Linked DNA regions of Homo sapiens: region 1 is linked to region 2. Evidence: chromatin loops called from intact Hi-C (ENCODE). Cell type or tissue: GM12878. All regions are shown on one strand. Each heading gives the region's core, and the rest is flanking DNA. Links, peaks and the distances in the headings are about the cores only.

Evidence for each region. Hi-C counts contacts between places; a loop is a spot of excess contacts. Peaks named below come from ENCODE experiments on the same cell type or tissue, not always from the same donor. Only the 100,000 strongest peaks of a DNase experiment are listed, where the experiment ranks them.
Region 1: it touches region 2 in a loop (6-fold over the local background); 2 of 110 quality-filtered maps call a loop at or near these places.

Annotation. Positions count from the first base shown.
Region 1 is chr13:94,985,266-94,993,350 of GRCh38, reverse strand. No RefSeq gene overlaps it. Among named protein-coding and RNA genes, the nearest start is that of LINC00557, 29 kb to the right of the region's middle. In GM12878, for the core only: a CTCF peak has its summit at 4,498; no DNase peak of the experiment used is centred there.
Region 2 is chr13:95,400,734-95,408,818 of GRCh38, reverse strand. LOC124903193 (a long non-coding RNA gene) reads left to right here and starts at 3,731. Exons shown (of 2, transcript XR_007063839.1): 1 at 3,731-4,494. In GM12878, for the core only: a CTCF peak has its summit at 4,345 (motif pointing right); a DNase peak (open chromatin) is centred at 4,388; H3K4me3 peaks cover 1,141 bases; H3K27ac peaks cover 666 bases.

The DNA of each region.
Region 1 (8,085 bases), core at 1,764-6,763, 420 kb after region 2:
TGACATCCAACTGATGGCTTTCTGGAGGCTGGGAACACGGAGGCTTGCTCTCCAATTGCTTCCTTTTGGGACCCCCAAAGGAAGATCTTCCTGCCTTACATTTTCTTCTTTATTTGAACACCGCCAGTGAGCCAATAACGTTTCCCTCATGGAGGCTGTGAAATCCCCTAGGGCAAAGACCACATTTTTCAAATAGTCATTGCTCCCTGGAAGCAATGTATTTCACCAAAATGGGTGTCAATAGCTGTTGGCTGACACTCTCAAAAGTCAAATAAAGTGGAAAAAATATCCATAGTTTGTGATCAATTAAGGCTGTAACTGTACTAATATTCCCGGTTGATCAGCAACTTCTGGGCATTAGAAAGTCTGGTGTCCTAATGGTCACTCGGAATCCTTCATAGACATCTGAATCAGTGATAAATATGGCCTGAATCACTGGTCTCTAAAATGTCAGTGGCTTTCCCTTGCATTTGGACTTCATAACAACCAGATCAGGTCAAGTGCCTGGCATTTCAGTCAGTTCTGCAATGGCCCAAACAACAAACAACCCCAGTCAACCGACTGTGGGAACTGCACTTACTATGATGACTGAATGGAAAATGAATATGTGCAGACTTTTTTCCAGGCCACACCCTCTACCTGGTGGGCATTTGAGGACAGAGTTACAGTGCGGAATCTCCTGGCAAGCCTCCATTCAAAGTTTCTGGGACTCAATCATTCAGACAGGAGAGGACTGCCCTCTCTCAGCACATCTAGAGGAGAAATTTTAAAAATTTCCCTGCTGAGTCCTTTGTGGAAAATAGAAGTTGCACAATTCTTTCGGATAATAGCTCCCCCAGGGAGCTATTGTTCTCGGAAACCCACTCACATTTTTTGGAGCTGCGTGAGGGAATAAGGTTGTATGATGCCACATGAGACAACTCAGCTCATTTTGCTGTGAGGTCAAGAACAGAATTAATCCAGGACACATTCTTAAACTCGGGGCTTTTTATTCTGCAGAGGGACACTCCCCAAAACCCTTTCTTCCATTTGGCAGGACCCAAAACTCAGGCATTTGATTTGATTACAACTTATTACTTTTAGTTGAGTATTCTGAGAAAGAGACTTTGGGAAGCGTCTTAGAGATTACTTGGCAGTCGGGCCAAATATCTCTTCCTATGTTTTCTTAAAGAGTGTAGATCGCACAGATAAAAATTGAATTCCAAGAACAGCTTTGAGTAGCTCCTAGTTCTCTATGGAAAATGTGCAAACAGACTCTAATATAATACAAGAAAGCAAAACAATAAACATTGTACATAATACACTTTTCACAGAAAGACCTGAAAACTGGGAATTTCTCAACCAAATGAGTCAGGTAAGAGAAATCATAATGAAACATCAAATACAAAGAAACACAATAGATTTGATAGCACAACAGGGTGATTATAGTCAATAATTTAATTGTACATTTAAAAATAAGAGAAAGTATAATTGGATTATAACACAAAAGATGAATACTTGTGGGGATCTATACCCCATTTATCATGATGTGATTATTTACTCATTACATGCCTCTATCAAAACATCTAATGTACCCCATAAATATATTCACCTACTATGTACCCACAAAAATTGAAAAAAAAAGGAAACATCATAGACATATTCAATAGCACATGGCTTGTTAGAATGTGCTGAAAAACACAGAACACTAAGATATTTTAAGTGAACATTGAAGTATATGAACATAGGTATCTAAATTCCTTAATTATTGCATTCAAGGGAACAAAGATTAAGGTGCCATAACTGTCTCCCAAATATTTACTTTGGGGATAAATCTTTCCATGTTTGCTTTTAATACTTAGGCAATTTTTAGAGAAAGAAAATCAGATGAAATCCATTCAGCCACTTCTAATTATGCAAAGGAAGGAAACAATATGCTCTGCTTAATATAAAAAAGAAAAATTACAATTGACTGCATATCCCTTTGATGGAAACAATGTCCTTCACTATGTCTCTGTGTGTGAAGTTTTTGGTGATGTATTTTTGAGATGTTACTTTCCACAGATAAGGGTCTGGAAGATCGATTTCTTCAGGAAGCACCTGGATGGTGACTGACAAAAAGAACCAGAGACTGGGCAGCACCATAAAATAATCTCATTCATTTCTTCAGACCTATAGAATTTAACTTGATGAACAAATGGGCTGATAGAATCTAAATCAGACATCTTGCAATTTCCAGAGACTTGGTGGGTAGGTCTAGAACAGGGGTTGGGCTTTGACAATGGAAGATATTGAAGGTCATTTCTGATCATTGAATGGAATTAACCTACCTCAGAGTACTTCCAGGGACGTCTGAGGGAAATGGTCGGCAGCATGGAAACCACAGGTTGAGTAGAGAATCCCAGAGTTTCCCAATCCTGGCTGCACAAAAGGTTTACTTGAGGAGTTTTGTAAAAATCTGAGACCCCCAAAATATTGGCAAGGAGTGAACTGAGCATTTTTTTTAAAGCTCTCTAAGTGATCTGATAAAAACCAGTGTTAATTAACAATCACTGACCCAAAGACCACTTTAGAGCTTCCAATAATGAAGCAAAACTGATAGCTCTAATGCTATGAATCCACTCAATAAACATGTTTCATGTGGAATTTTCTGCATTCTGGAAGTTTAAAAATCTCAGTGACAGAGAAGCAAACAGCACCATAGGAAGCTGGAAAAACTGGGTTTGATTACTGATTTCACCCCCAACTGGCACTAGACTTTGAAAGGATATTTCTTTAAGCCTGGATTACATGAAAAATAGGAATAATGACACAGGGTTTTTATGAGGAAATCAGATAGTCAACTACCATGTCTAGCATCATACCTAGTTCTTAGCAAGCGTAGTAGGTTGAAAATGACCCTCCAAAAGATATCCGTGTCAAATTCCTGGAATCTGTGAATGTTACCTTATCTGGAAAAAGGGTCTTTGCAGATGTGATTAAAGATCTTGAGAAAACGAGGTAATCCTGGATTATATGGTAGACCCTAAATCCAATGACTCTTATAAGTGTCCTTATAAGAGAGGCAGAGAGAGATTTGACACAGACACACAGAAGAAGCCTCTGAGAAGACAGAGGCAAGATTGGAGTGATGTATCCACAAGCCATGGAACACCAGAATCTAGAAAAGGCATGGCAGATTCTCCTCCAGAAGGAACCAACCCTACTGACCCCTTGATCTCATACTTTTGAAATCCAGAAATGTGAGAGAATACATTTCCATTGTTTCAAGCCATCAGATTCATGATCAATTGTTACAGCAGCCTTAGGAAACTCAAAGTGTTCCATGACTGCTAGCGTGCTTCATGATCAAGACAGAAGAGGAAGCCCAGAAAGGAAGCTTAGGGATCATTTTCAGGCAGAAGCAGAGCCCTTTTGTGGTGGGTCTAAAGATGTGTCTGCAGCGGAATGAACACTCAAACACAGAGAAGAGCAAACCGTCCACTCAAGAAGTTGGAGTGGGGGTGCTAGAAGGCTTCCTCTGGGCTTTCTGTTATAGAGAGACTGGGATGGGATGTAGAAGTGTGATCCACAATAAAATATCCATAGGTACCCCCCCAGAGTGGCTAAAGACTGAATATACCCAGTGATGGCAGGGATGTGGAGCAACCGGAACTCTCAACCACTGCTGTGCCTATGTAAAATGGAAAACAGTTTGGTATTTAGTTAAAAAGTTAAACATACACCTAACAGGTATGGAACTCAGCTATTCCACTCCTAGCTATTTACCCAAGATAAATAAAAACATTTGTCCACACAAAGACTTGTAATGAATTGTTACAGCAGCTTAATTTGTAATACCTTCAAAATATTATAGATCATTAATTAATGGATCAATGGAATACTGATCAACGGAATGCTGATGATCAATCAGAAGAAACCACCAACTGATACCCTTAACAACTTGAATGAATATCAAAGCCATTATTCTGAGTTAAAGAAACCAGACATAGAATACATACTATGTAATTCCACTTGTATACATATTTAGAAAATGAAAAAGAATCTATAGTGACAGAAAGCAGATGAATGGTTGCCTGGGGGTGGTGGAAGGGTTTAGACAGAGTTGAAGGGAAAGGGCACAAGGAAACTTGGAATGACGAAAATGTTGGTATCTTAATAGTGGCTGTGGTTTCATGGGTGTATAAACAAATCAAAACTTCAAAATGCATGTTTCAAAATGCATATTTTAAATATGTGCAGTTTATTTCATTTATGCCTCAACATAGTTGTTAAGGTAGATTCTAGTGGGAATATGCTGTATTTACTGAAAGGGGTGATCCAGGAAAGGTGTTCTAGATCAGCATTTGCAGAGAAATAGAGTTCATACATATTTCATAATAGTGATTTAAATGAGTAGCTGAGTGGTGCAGTGAAGCATAGGGTTTCCCCATTTTAATTAGGCTCTTTCATTTCTTAGGGTCAGGAGCCTTCTTGTACTGTGCACGCACAAGTGAGCTTGTTGCTCAAGTCTGCTCCCTGGTGCTGGGAGAGGATCTTTGTTGGTTGGTGTTAGGGAGAGCTTCTCTCTGTTGTGCCTTTTAATCACTCTTCTTTTCCATGGCTCAGACTGAACACTGGGTGGAGAAAGCCCTCCTGCCTCCAATGACCCGACTACTTCATACCCTCCCAGTCTCCCTGCAAAAGAAAGCTCAGGAGAGCACCACTCGTGCCCTCACTCCAACTCCTCCAGTGGATGGTTTGCTTGTCTCTGGTTTTGAGTGTTTATTCTGCTCTAGAAACATCTTCAGACCCACAGCAAAAGGGCTTTGGCTTAACTATCTTTGAATATGGCAGAAGAGTTGTTTTCACTTTTCCACCTTAAAAGTGTGTATATCTCTAAAGGTTTTAAAATATTGGAGAGTAGGAATAGGGGAAACAATTTTTGCTAGCCTCACCATTCAAATATAAGTGCAAATAACTTTCTAATTTTTTTCCACTTTTTGTTTCTATGTAAAGGCTTTTAATAGCATTGCCATTAAGCTATACATGCAGCTTTATTTCCTGCTTCTTCCCGTATTGTTACTCCCTGGCCACTCTTCTATGTTATTACACAAGCTTCATAAATATTATCTTTAATGGCTGCGTAATACTCCATTGAGTGGATATGTCATTGTTAATCATGGCCCTATTAGCAGAGAGTTTAAAACACAGTTAGAAGGGTGACTTCACACAAGACAGATTTTACTCAAGATATAAAAGGAGGACTGACCTATGGAAAGATCCCTGGACTTGGTGTGGGCCTGAGATTTTGGTTCAAGCTGACTTACTAGCTGTTGACTTTTAACATGTGTCATTGCTTAACTATGGCCTCTGCTTACTCACCTATAAATCACAGATCTAGTTAGCTGTTTACTGTTCCTTCCAGCTTTTAAAGTCTGGGATTCTATGATCTACTAAACTGAAGTGCCTGATTTGGCCATCTAGGCTTTTAATGAATCCATTCATTCCTCAAACACCTGAAAAATAGTATGTACCTAAAAAGTTATTTATTTATTTATTTATTTGAGACAGAGTTTCACCCTTGTTGCCCAGGCTGGAGTGCTATGGCGCGATCTCGGCTTGCTGCAACCTCCACCTCCCAGGTTCAAGCAATTCTCCTGTCTCAGCTTCCCAAGTAGCTGCGATTACAGGCATGCACCACCACACCTGGCTAATTTTGTATTTTAGCAGAGATGGGGTTTCGCCATGTTGGCCAGAAATGTGAGAGAATAAATTTCCGTTGTTTCAAGCCATCAGATTCATGATCAATTGTTACAGTACCCTTAGGAAACTCATAAAGTGTTCCAGGACTGCTAGCTTGCTTCATGATCAGGACAGAAGGGGAAGACCAGAAAGGAAGCTTAGGGATCATTTTCAGGCAGAAGCAGAACCCTTTTGCAGTGGCCCAAACAACCCTAATCAACCAACTGTGGGAACTGTACTTATTATGATGACTGAATGGAAAATGATTATGTGCAAACGTTTTTCCAGGCCACACCCTCTACCTGGTGGGCATTTGAGGACAGAGTTACAGTGCGGAATGGACAGAGTTACAGTGCGGAATCTCTTGGCAAGCCTCCATTCAAAGTTTCTGGGACTCAATCATTCATACAGGAGAGGACTGCCCTCTCTCAGCACATCTACCTGCCTTGGCCTCCCAGAGTGCTGAGATTACAGGCATAAGCCACTGCGCCCGGCCAAAAGTTATTTTATATTGATTTGAATAGAAATAATCTGAATTAAATTGAGCCTCTTTCAGTAGACCTCTTCAGGAGGAAAACAATTTAATTCCTGTATTTATAGAAGTAAGTGTTTAGAAAGATCTGACTTGTTTCCTGCACATTCACCCAAGATAGTTTTAATTCATTCCATGTCACACCGTTGAAAACGGCCAAAGTCAAGACAGCAAGTTCTGTGAAAAGATCAAGCAACATCAAAGACCAGGTTGGCCAGGTGTGGTGGCTCTTGCTTATAATCTCAGCACTTTGGGAGGCTGAGGCGGGCAGATTGCTTGAGGCTAGGAGTTTGAGACCAGCCTGAACAACATAGCAAGACCCTGTCTCTAAAAAAAATAAAAATAAAAAAAAAAAAGCTGGATGTAGTGCATGCACCTGTAGTCCCAGCTGTTTGTTTTGGGAGGCTAAGGTGAGAGGATTGCTGGAGCCCAGGAGATTGAGGCTGCAGTGAGCTGTGATCACACCACTGCACTCCAGCCCTCCTGTCTGGGTGACAGAGCCCGACACTGGCAAAATATACATCTTATTAACATCTTCAATTAAACTGAATCTTTAGGCTTAGGAGGGCTCCTATGAATTACGTGGAGATCACTGGGTTCATTCCACACTTAACACTAAATTTGCAAGATAGTACGCCTCCAAAAAGAATAGAAGAGACTCCTGCCTGGATATTGGAAGCCTGATAAACAACTCCATTAATTAAAAGGTGTAGGTAATTAGCATGCATTATTACTATTACTTCCTATTCTATCTTTTTAAAATTTTTATTTATTTATTTATTTGCGACAGGGTCTCACTCTCTCACCCAGGCTGGAGTGCAGTGCCCCATCTCGGCTCACTGCAACCTCTGCCTCCCGGGTTCAAGTGATTCTCCTGCCTCAGCCTCCCAGGTAGCTGGGATTACAGGCCCCCACCACCATGTCCAGCTAATTTTTGTAGTTTTAGTAGAGACAGGGTTTTACCACGTTGGCCAGGCTGGTCTCGAACCCCTGACCTCAGGTTATCCACCCATCTTGGCCTCCCAAAGTGCTAGGATTACAGGTGTGAGCCACCATGCCCAGCCCTATCTTTTTATTTTTAATTTTTTAACAAATATTGTATATATTTGAGGTTTAGAACATGATGTTAAAATATACTTATTTAACAAAAATCCCTAACACAATATAATTGTATAACCTGGCTTCATCTTGCCAGGTTATACTTTCTGCTTCATCTGAGCTTTTTGTTTATTTTTTTAAACAGTAGTTTCTATTTGATATTTATTGAATAGTGTTATTAGAGAATAAGGGTAATCTCTATATAAGAACAAATCCAATCTTAATAGCATAATCACAACTTATAGAAATTTAAGATCCAGGGTAAATAATGCTTCAAAAGCAAAAACGTTAGTGTTAGAAATATAATACAATATAACTGTATTAACTTTAGTGCTGATGTGGTACATTAGGCTTCTAAACTTGTTTATCTTACATATCTGCTATTTTGTATCCTTTAAACTAGATCTCTCATTTCCTTCCTGTCCCTACCTGACACCCCTCTCATGATAACAACTCTCTCTCTCTCTGTGCATTTGAGTGCTTTAAAAAATATATATATTCCACATATAAGTGAGATAATGCAATATTTTTCTTTCTGTGTCTGATTTATTTCACTTAACATAATGTCCTCCAGATCCATCCATGTGGTGGCAAATGGCAGACTCTCCTTTTTTGAAGCTGAATAATATTCCATTGTGCATATATACCACATTTAAAAATCTTCGCATCTATACAGATGGCTATTCTCAAAAAGACAAGAGATAACAAATGGTGAGGGTCTGGAGAAAAGGGAACCCTAATACACTGTTGAG
Region 2 (8,085 bases), core at 2,108-7,107:
TTGACCTCCCAAAGTGCTGAGATTACAGGTCTAAGCCACCATGCCTGGCCTCATTTTAACCATTTTTATCTTATTAATTCAGTATCATTAAACACGTTCTCATTGTTGTGCAACCATCACCACTATTCATCTATAGGGTTTTTTTCATCTTTCCAAACTGAAACTCTGTACCTATTAAACCATAACTCCCTATTTCTCCTATCCCCAACCCCTGACAACCACCATGCTACTTTTTGGCTCTATAAATCTGACTATTCTAGGCATCTCACTTGAACAGAATCATACAGTATTTGTCCTTTTGTGACTTGCGTAGTTCAGTTAGAATGATGTCTTGGCCAGGTGCAACATAGAGAGACCCCCATCCCTACAAATAATAATTAATTTAAAAAAACAATAATTAATTTAAAAAATTAGCTGAGCATAGTAGTGTGAGCCTGTAGTCCCAGCTATGGGAGGCTGAGGTGGGAGGATCAATTGAGTTCGGGAGGTCAAGGCTGCAGTGAGTCGCACTGGTGTCACTGCACTCCATGCCAGGCGACAGACCAAAAAACAAAAACAAAAACAAAAACCTAGAAAAAAATATGGAAAGCAAGCACAGTGCTTGGCATACAATCAATGGCCAGTAGTTGCATCCATATAAATGACCCCATCTCTACCTTCAAACTGGGCCTGATTTGCTTTTGTTTATTTATTTATTTATTTTTAATTTGAGACAGGGTCTCGCTCTGTCACCCAGGCTGGAGTGCAGTGGCATGATCTTGGCTCACTGCAACCTCTGCCTCCCAGGTTCAAGCAATCCTCCCACCTCAGCCTCCCGAGTAGCTGGGACTACACGTGCCTGCCACCATGCCTGGCTTTTTTTTTTGTTTTTGTTTTTTTTGAGACAGTCTCACTCTGTCACCCAGGCTGGAGTGCACTGATGCGATCTCTGCTCACTGCAACCTCTGTCTCCTGGGTTCAAGCAATTCTCCTGCCTCAGCCTCCCGAGTAGTTGGGATTACACACCTGGCTAATTTTTGTATTTTTAGTAGAGATGGGGTTTCACCATATTGGCCAGGCTGGTCTTGAACTCCTGACTTCAGGTGATCCACCCGCCTCGGCCTCCCAAAGTGCTGGGATTAAAGGTGTGAGCCACCATGCGCAGCCTGGCTAGTAAATCAGAGATGCCACCAGGAAGCCAATGAGCACAGAGCAGTCAGCCTCCCATCTGATAAATAGGAGTCACCTACCTGTGTACCAAGTATCACCTGGTGCCCTGGTCTGTGCGTGCAGTTTTTCCAGGGCTTGGAAGGGGTTCAGTACTGCTCCCTTTGTTCTAGCTTTCCGTTGTCCTGGACTCCTCCTGGGCTGATGACTGAACTGAGTAGTGCTGAATTTGTTTTTTTATATTATTATTATTATTACTGAGAAACAGTTTCACTCTGTCACCCAGGCTGGAGTGCAGTGGTGTGATCTCAGCCTCACTGCAACCTCTGCCTCCCAGGTTCAAGCAATTCTCATGCCTCAGCCTCCCAAGTAGCTGGGATTATAGGCATGTACCACCATGCCTGGCTAATTTTTGTATTTTTAGTAGAGATGGGGTTTCGCCATATTGGCCCGGCTGGTCTTGAACTCCTGACCTCAAGTGATCTGCCCACCTCGGCCTCCCCAAGTGCTGGGATTACAGGTGTGAGCTACCGTGCCCGGCCTGGAGTGCTGGATTTATAACTGCTGTGGATCAACTTGAATTTGCCGCAAAATCTGTTTAACGGACTCTGCAGATGGAGCGAGCTCTGTCGCAGGCAAGCCTTGGGGTCCAGGGTGAGTGCTTCGTACACACCCTCTGATGGATGTGGGGAAGGTGATGTGTAGAAGCAATGGCGGAAGTAATGTCCACGTCTCTTTGAGATGAGAAACACATATTTTACTAGCCTTAGAGAAAATGTAGATTTTTAAACCTGTAGTTGGGAGGCCCAGAACATTTTTCTTTATAAAATTTGCCAGATGCTTAGCAGGACCTCCATGAGTCAGAGTTGTGATTTAGGCAGAAGTTTGTCTTTGCCCTGGTTCGCAACCTAAGGATGACTGTGTTCTCTTCTCCCTTTTCCTCCCCTCTTTGATGAGTCCACCATCATCAGCACCCCCTGCCCACTCCCTTCCCTCCTCGCCCCCAACCCCAAGCTGCTCTCAGGCAGGGATCCGCTACCACCTGCAGGTTAGTGTGGATTTCACTTGGCATGTTGCGTTTCCCAGGAATAAATGTTTTTCAGTTCAGTGAAGGCTAATTCAGAGCTGCCCCCTCCCACCTCCGTCACTCTAAATAAAAAATGTGTTTGCTAAATGCTGTGGACTGAATTATGTCCCCCTAAAAGTCATTATGGTGAAGCTCTCTCTACCCCATTGTGATGCCTCTGGGAGGTGATGAAGCCTAGATGAGATCATGAGGGTGGAGTTTGCATGATGGAATCAGTGCCCTTATAAGAGACACCAGCGAGCTTGGTTCCTCTTCCTCTCTCCATCCACACACACTAAGGAGAGGCCATGAGGCATGGCAAGGAGGCAGCCGTCTGCAATCCAAAGAGAGAACCCAGACCCCAACCCTGCCAGCACCTTGACCTTGGACTTTCAGTCTCCATAACTGTAAGAAAATAAATTCCTTTTGTTTAAGCCACTGGGTCTGTGGCTTTTTGTTAGGGCAGCCAGAGCTGACTAATACACTAAGAAAATGCAGGTTCAGGCCAGGCACGGTGGTTCATGACTGTAATCCCACCACTTTGGGAGGCTGACGTGGGCAGATCACTTGAGGTCAGGAGTTCGAGACCAGCCTGGCCAACATGGTGAAACTCCATCTCTACTAAAAACTACAAAAAATTAGCTGGACATGGTGGCGCATGCCTGTAATTCCAGCTATTTGGGAGGCTGAGGCACAAGAATCGCTTGAACCCCAGGATGCAAAGGCTACAGTGAGCCGAGATCGTACCATTGCACTCCAGCCTAGGTGACCAGCGTGAAACTCCCCATCTCTAAGAAAATATAAAAGAAAAAGAAAAAAGAAAATACAGCCTCAAGACCAGCCTTCCAGCCTCTTTTTCCAAATAAACTGTTTTCCCTATGACCCTCCTACATAGAATTTCTGACACCCAAACAGCTTAACCCTTACCTGTACTTGTGTAGAAAATTACCTAGATGCACCAGTAGCTCCCAGAGCACCACCAAGGCGAGCCATCCCAGGGTCGCGGAGCAGAAAGACACACAGTCCAAAAGGTTAACAAGCTTAGGATAGGATGCAAGTGGGACAGAAGGAGCACACTGTCTGGATCCAGATCACGCAAAGTTTACATGTCTTATCCCTTTCTCAGCTATATCAGCCTCATGGTAGCACGGATGTAAGGACCAGCATGGAAGTTCCAGTAGAGGGACCCAAGAAATGGCCGCACCTGGAGCCGACACATCCCCTCCTCCACCAGAAGACACAGAGCACGCACACGTGCCCACCGCTGCAGCTGGCTGGTCAGCCCACTGAGCAGCACTGGGCTTATCTCCCTTTTCTTGGGCAGAGTGCATATGGGGCCAGAATGGGACCACACTGGGTCTCACCAATGTGTGGTTGACTTAGGCATGACATGACACAGCTGTCAGCTTATAAGGTGCAGAGTGATTTTCTATCTTTGAGGAACATTGCTGTCTGTTCCATTATACTGTTTATTCCATTTATCTTAATATGGCTTACAGATCACCAATTTACTTATTAACTATACTGAACATATGCTTTTAGTTTTGTGTACATTATCCAACTTGCTTCCTTACAGGGAGAACAAAGCACCTTAATATTGTCCTGAAATCACCCCAGGTGGGAAAGTCAGCCACAGCTTCTGCAAAGGAATCGTGGAACACTATCAGATGTGCAAGTAAGGGCTAGCACATACGTAACCAGATTTAGATATTACTCTTACATAGACATTTATTGCAGTGAGGAATATATATTTGGAGGCGTCTGTTTCCACAATGCTATATATTTTTGAAAAGTGCTACTGTCACAATAACTCATGCACTATTATTCTACTGTGTCTTTATAATGCTGGAAGAAGAGGGGCCAGGATTGTGCTAGTCATCACGCCCCTTGCAACCCGTCTTGCTCCTGCAGTCCTCTGCCTTTCTTTTGGCATGTGCACTTCTTGTTCCTGCCATATGAGTCTGTTAGAATACGAACATAAATTATTTTGAGCAGATGTGAACTAATGTTACCCTACTTGAAGAAAAGAAAGGAAAAACCTGCCGGACAACTCTGTTGTCACCTAAAAGAAAAGCACTGATGAGCTCCAAATAGATGGAAAGTCGATTCCTACAGTTGCCCTGTTTTGCCACGCGGTGGCGCTGATGCACCAGGAAGACACCACGGCTCTGGAGCGAGCAGCTGCTCTGCTGGCTTGGATCTGTCCCAGAAACGTCTGAGGGAGGTGGTGACCCTGAGAAGGGAAATGGACAAGATGATGAGCCAGAGAAAATGGATGAAAGGTAAGAACATGGAGACAGTGTAAGGCAGACGTTAAGAACGTTGACTTTGGAGCCGGGCGCCGTGGCGCACACCTGTAATCTCCGCACTCGGGAGGATCGCTTGAGCCTATGGGAATTCGAGACCAGCCTGGGCAATATAGTAAGACCTCCCAACTCCTCCAACCCCCACCCCGCAAAAACGGAATGTTGACTCTGGGATCCACTACGTTGCTTTCCAATCCCAGCTCTGCCACTCAGGCACCTCAGTTCGCACTTTCTTACTGAGAAAGTCAGAGGGACTGGCTAAGGGCAGACCATTTGGTGGGAAACAAGTGGGGATACGGTTTGGATGTGCGACCCCGCCCAAATCTCCTGTCGAATTGTAATCCCCAGCGTTGGAGGTGGGGCCTGGTGGGAGGTGATTGGATGGATCGCGGGAGGAGGGGTGGGTCTCTCATGAATGGTTTGGCGCCATCCCCTTGGTGCTGTCCTGGCGATCGTGAGTTCTCCTGAGACCTGGTTGTTTAAAAGTGTGTGGCATCTCCACTCTCTCCTTTTGCTCCTGCTTTGGCCATGTAAGGCGCCTGCTCTCCCTTCACCTTCCAACATGATTGGAAGCTTCCTGGAGCCTCCCCGGAAGCAGATCCCAGTATAATGCTTCCTGCACAGCCTGCAGAACCAGGAGCCAATTGAGCCTCTTTTCTTTATAAGTGACCCAGTCTCAGGCATTTCTTTATAGCAATGCGAGGAGGGGCTGATGCAAGTGGAATTACCCTGCTGAGGACAGGCACACACTAAGCACATAGTACTCATCTAAGGGCCTAGAACACAATAGAAACTCGAGAATATATCATGTTGGTGGAGGGGGAAGATGCAGTGACTTTGTATTTACAAACGGTCTTTTAGCTTAATTCTCTCTACTATTTCTCACTTTGTGGAAAAAGGAAATGAAAAATCCACTGAACTGATTTATCCACAGCAGGTACATAAAGCCACTAAAACTGACCCCCTGTTTACTCCTTCTCTTCCACCCACCCCAGCAACTTCCATTTGTCAGCAACACTGCTGGATAAAGTATTGCCAGGAGGAGGTACTAATTCACCAGAAACAGCCCACAGTTGCTGAAGACTGAGTTTTTGCTCCCCTCTCCCTAAGCAACCTGACACCAATTAATCTTTTATTAAAGAAAATTGAGGCCGGGTGCAGTGGCTCACGCCTGTAATCCCAGCCCTTTAGGAGGCCAAGCGGGCAGATCACCTGAGGTCAGGAGTTTGAGACCAGCCTGGCCAACACGGTGAAACCCAATCTCTATTAAAAATACAAAAATTAGCCGGGTGTGGTGTCACACACCTGTAGTCCCAGCTACTCAGGAGGCTGAGGCAGGAGAATCCCTTGAAACTAGGAGGCAGAGGTTGCAGTGAGCCAAGATCATGCCATTGCACTCCAGCCTGGGTGACAAGAGCAAAACTTCATCTCAAACAAAAAAAGAAAAAGAAGATTGAGAGTTGCTTGACAGCAGTTGACCAACTTGGCATCATTCTGTTGTCAGTTATCAGTCTAATGACTAATTTTTTGGTGAAAAGGAGGAGAAAAAGCGGGTGGGGGGGAAGTTCATGAGTCTAATCCACAATGACACTGGCTTCTTTTTTTGAATGTATATAAAAGCAAAGAAGCAATTAGCTTCACATAATGGATCATTTATAGATCATTTTTACATTTCGAAATTATTTTTAAAATATTTTCAGTGGCCAGGCGCAGTGGCTCATGCCCGTAATCCCGGCACTTTGCGGGGCTGAGGCGGGCAGATTATTTGAGGTCAGGAGTTTGAGACCAGCTGGCCAACATGGTGAAACCCTGCCTCTAACACAAGTACAAAAATTAGGTGGGCGTGGTGGTCCATGCTTGTAATCCCAGCTACTTGGGAGGCTGAGGTGGGAGGATGGCGTGAACCTGGGAAGCAGAGGATTATATATATATTTTTTCAGTTACCATTAACAATTGAGTGGTGCTGTAGGCTGTAATCATAACAAAACAGAGACTCATAGGGAAAATGAATCTTAGCTATAATTTGGCTGACATTCTGATATATCATTCATTTTGAATGAAAGCTAGGGTTTAGGCAAGATATGTTTCCTCCAAAATAAATAGGTAACAATTTTTATTCATTTATTATTGTATTTTAATTTGTTTTGTTTTTTGAGACAGAGTCTTGCTCTGTTGCTCAGGCTGGAGTGTAGTGCCGTGACCTCGGCTCACTGCAAACTTCATCTCCTGGGTTCAAGTGATTCTCCTGCCTCAGCCTCCCGAGTATCTGGGATTACAAGCATGCACCTCCACACCCAGCTAATTTTTGCATTTTTAGTAGAGACAGTGTTTCACCATGTTGGCCAGACTGGCCTCAAACTCCTGACCTGAAGTGATCCACCCGCCTTGGCCTCCCAAAGTGCTGGGATTACAGGCATGAGCCACCTGCCCGTCCCTAGGTAACAATTTTTATATTTCCAGTTGCTTATTTTCTCAGTTGTAAATACTGCAGTGCCTACTAGAGTGCTTGATACATTCTTCTCTGTGTGGTAGAGGCAATAGAAAAATGGTACTCAATGACAGTAGTTTATGTAGGAAAAATAATAATCTTATCTCCCCCTCCTACAACTCAACATCACCTCCAAAATTACTGAAGGAAACTGAAATATTTCACCCCAAAATAGATTTCCTTGACATGGTACAACATGGCTATTCAGAAGGTCTGGAAATAAAGGAAAAGCTGCAAAGCTACCCTTTGTTGGGGAGATTTGCACCTGTAGAGAAAATCCACACGGGTGCAACCAGGCTTTCCCTGAGGCCTTCCATTGTCCAATCTGGGAAAGATGAACTGAGAGTCCGACACCTTTAAACATCTGAAAAGAACATTCACCATCTCTTCTCTCTGAGAGCTGCTACCTGTGAGATTTCATCTACATAACAAGATGACCTTTGTAAGCCAAGCCCCCTCTTCTCTCCTTCCCATAACCTGTCTGGTCTTGCTCCAAGCCCTCGTTTTTTCTGAAACCTCAAGATGGTTACAGAAAAGCATCAACCAGGCTGGGCAAGGTGGGACCATAATCCCAGCACTTTGGAAGGCCAAGGTGGGAGGATTGCTTGAAGCCAGGAGTTTGAGACCAGCCTGGGCAACAAAGTAAGACTCCGTCTCTACAAAAAAAAAAAAAAATATATATATATATATATGTATACATATATACATATATATATGTATATATGTATACATATATATATCACACATATATACACATATATATGTATATATATATGCAACATGACAAAACCCCATCTCTACTAAAAATATAAAAATTAGCCCAGTGTGCTGGTGCATGCCTGTAGTCCCAGCTACTTGGGAGGCTGAAGTGGGAGGATTTCTTGAGCCCGGAGGTTGAGGCTGCAATGAGCCATGGTCAAGCCACTGCACTCCAGCCTGGGTGACAGAGTGAGACCCTGTCTCAGAAACAAACAAACAAACAAAAAATTAGCCAGATGTGATGGTGTGCACCTGTGGTCCCAGCTATTCAAGAGGCTGAGGTGGGAGGATCGCTTGAGCACAGGAGTTCAAAGATCCAG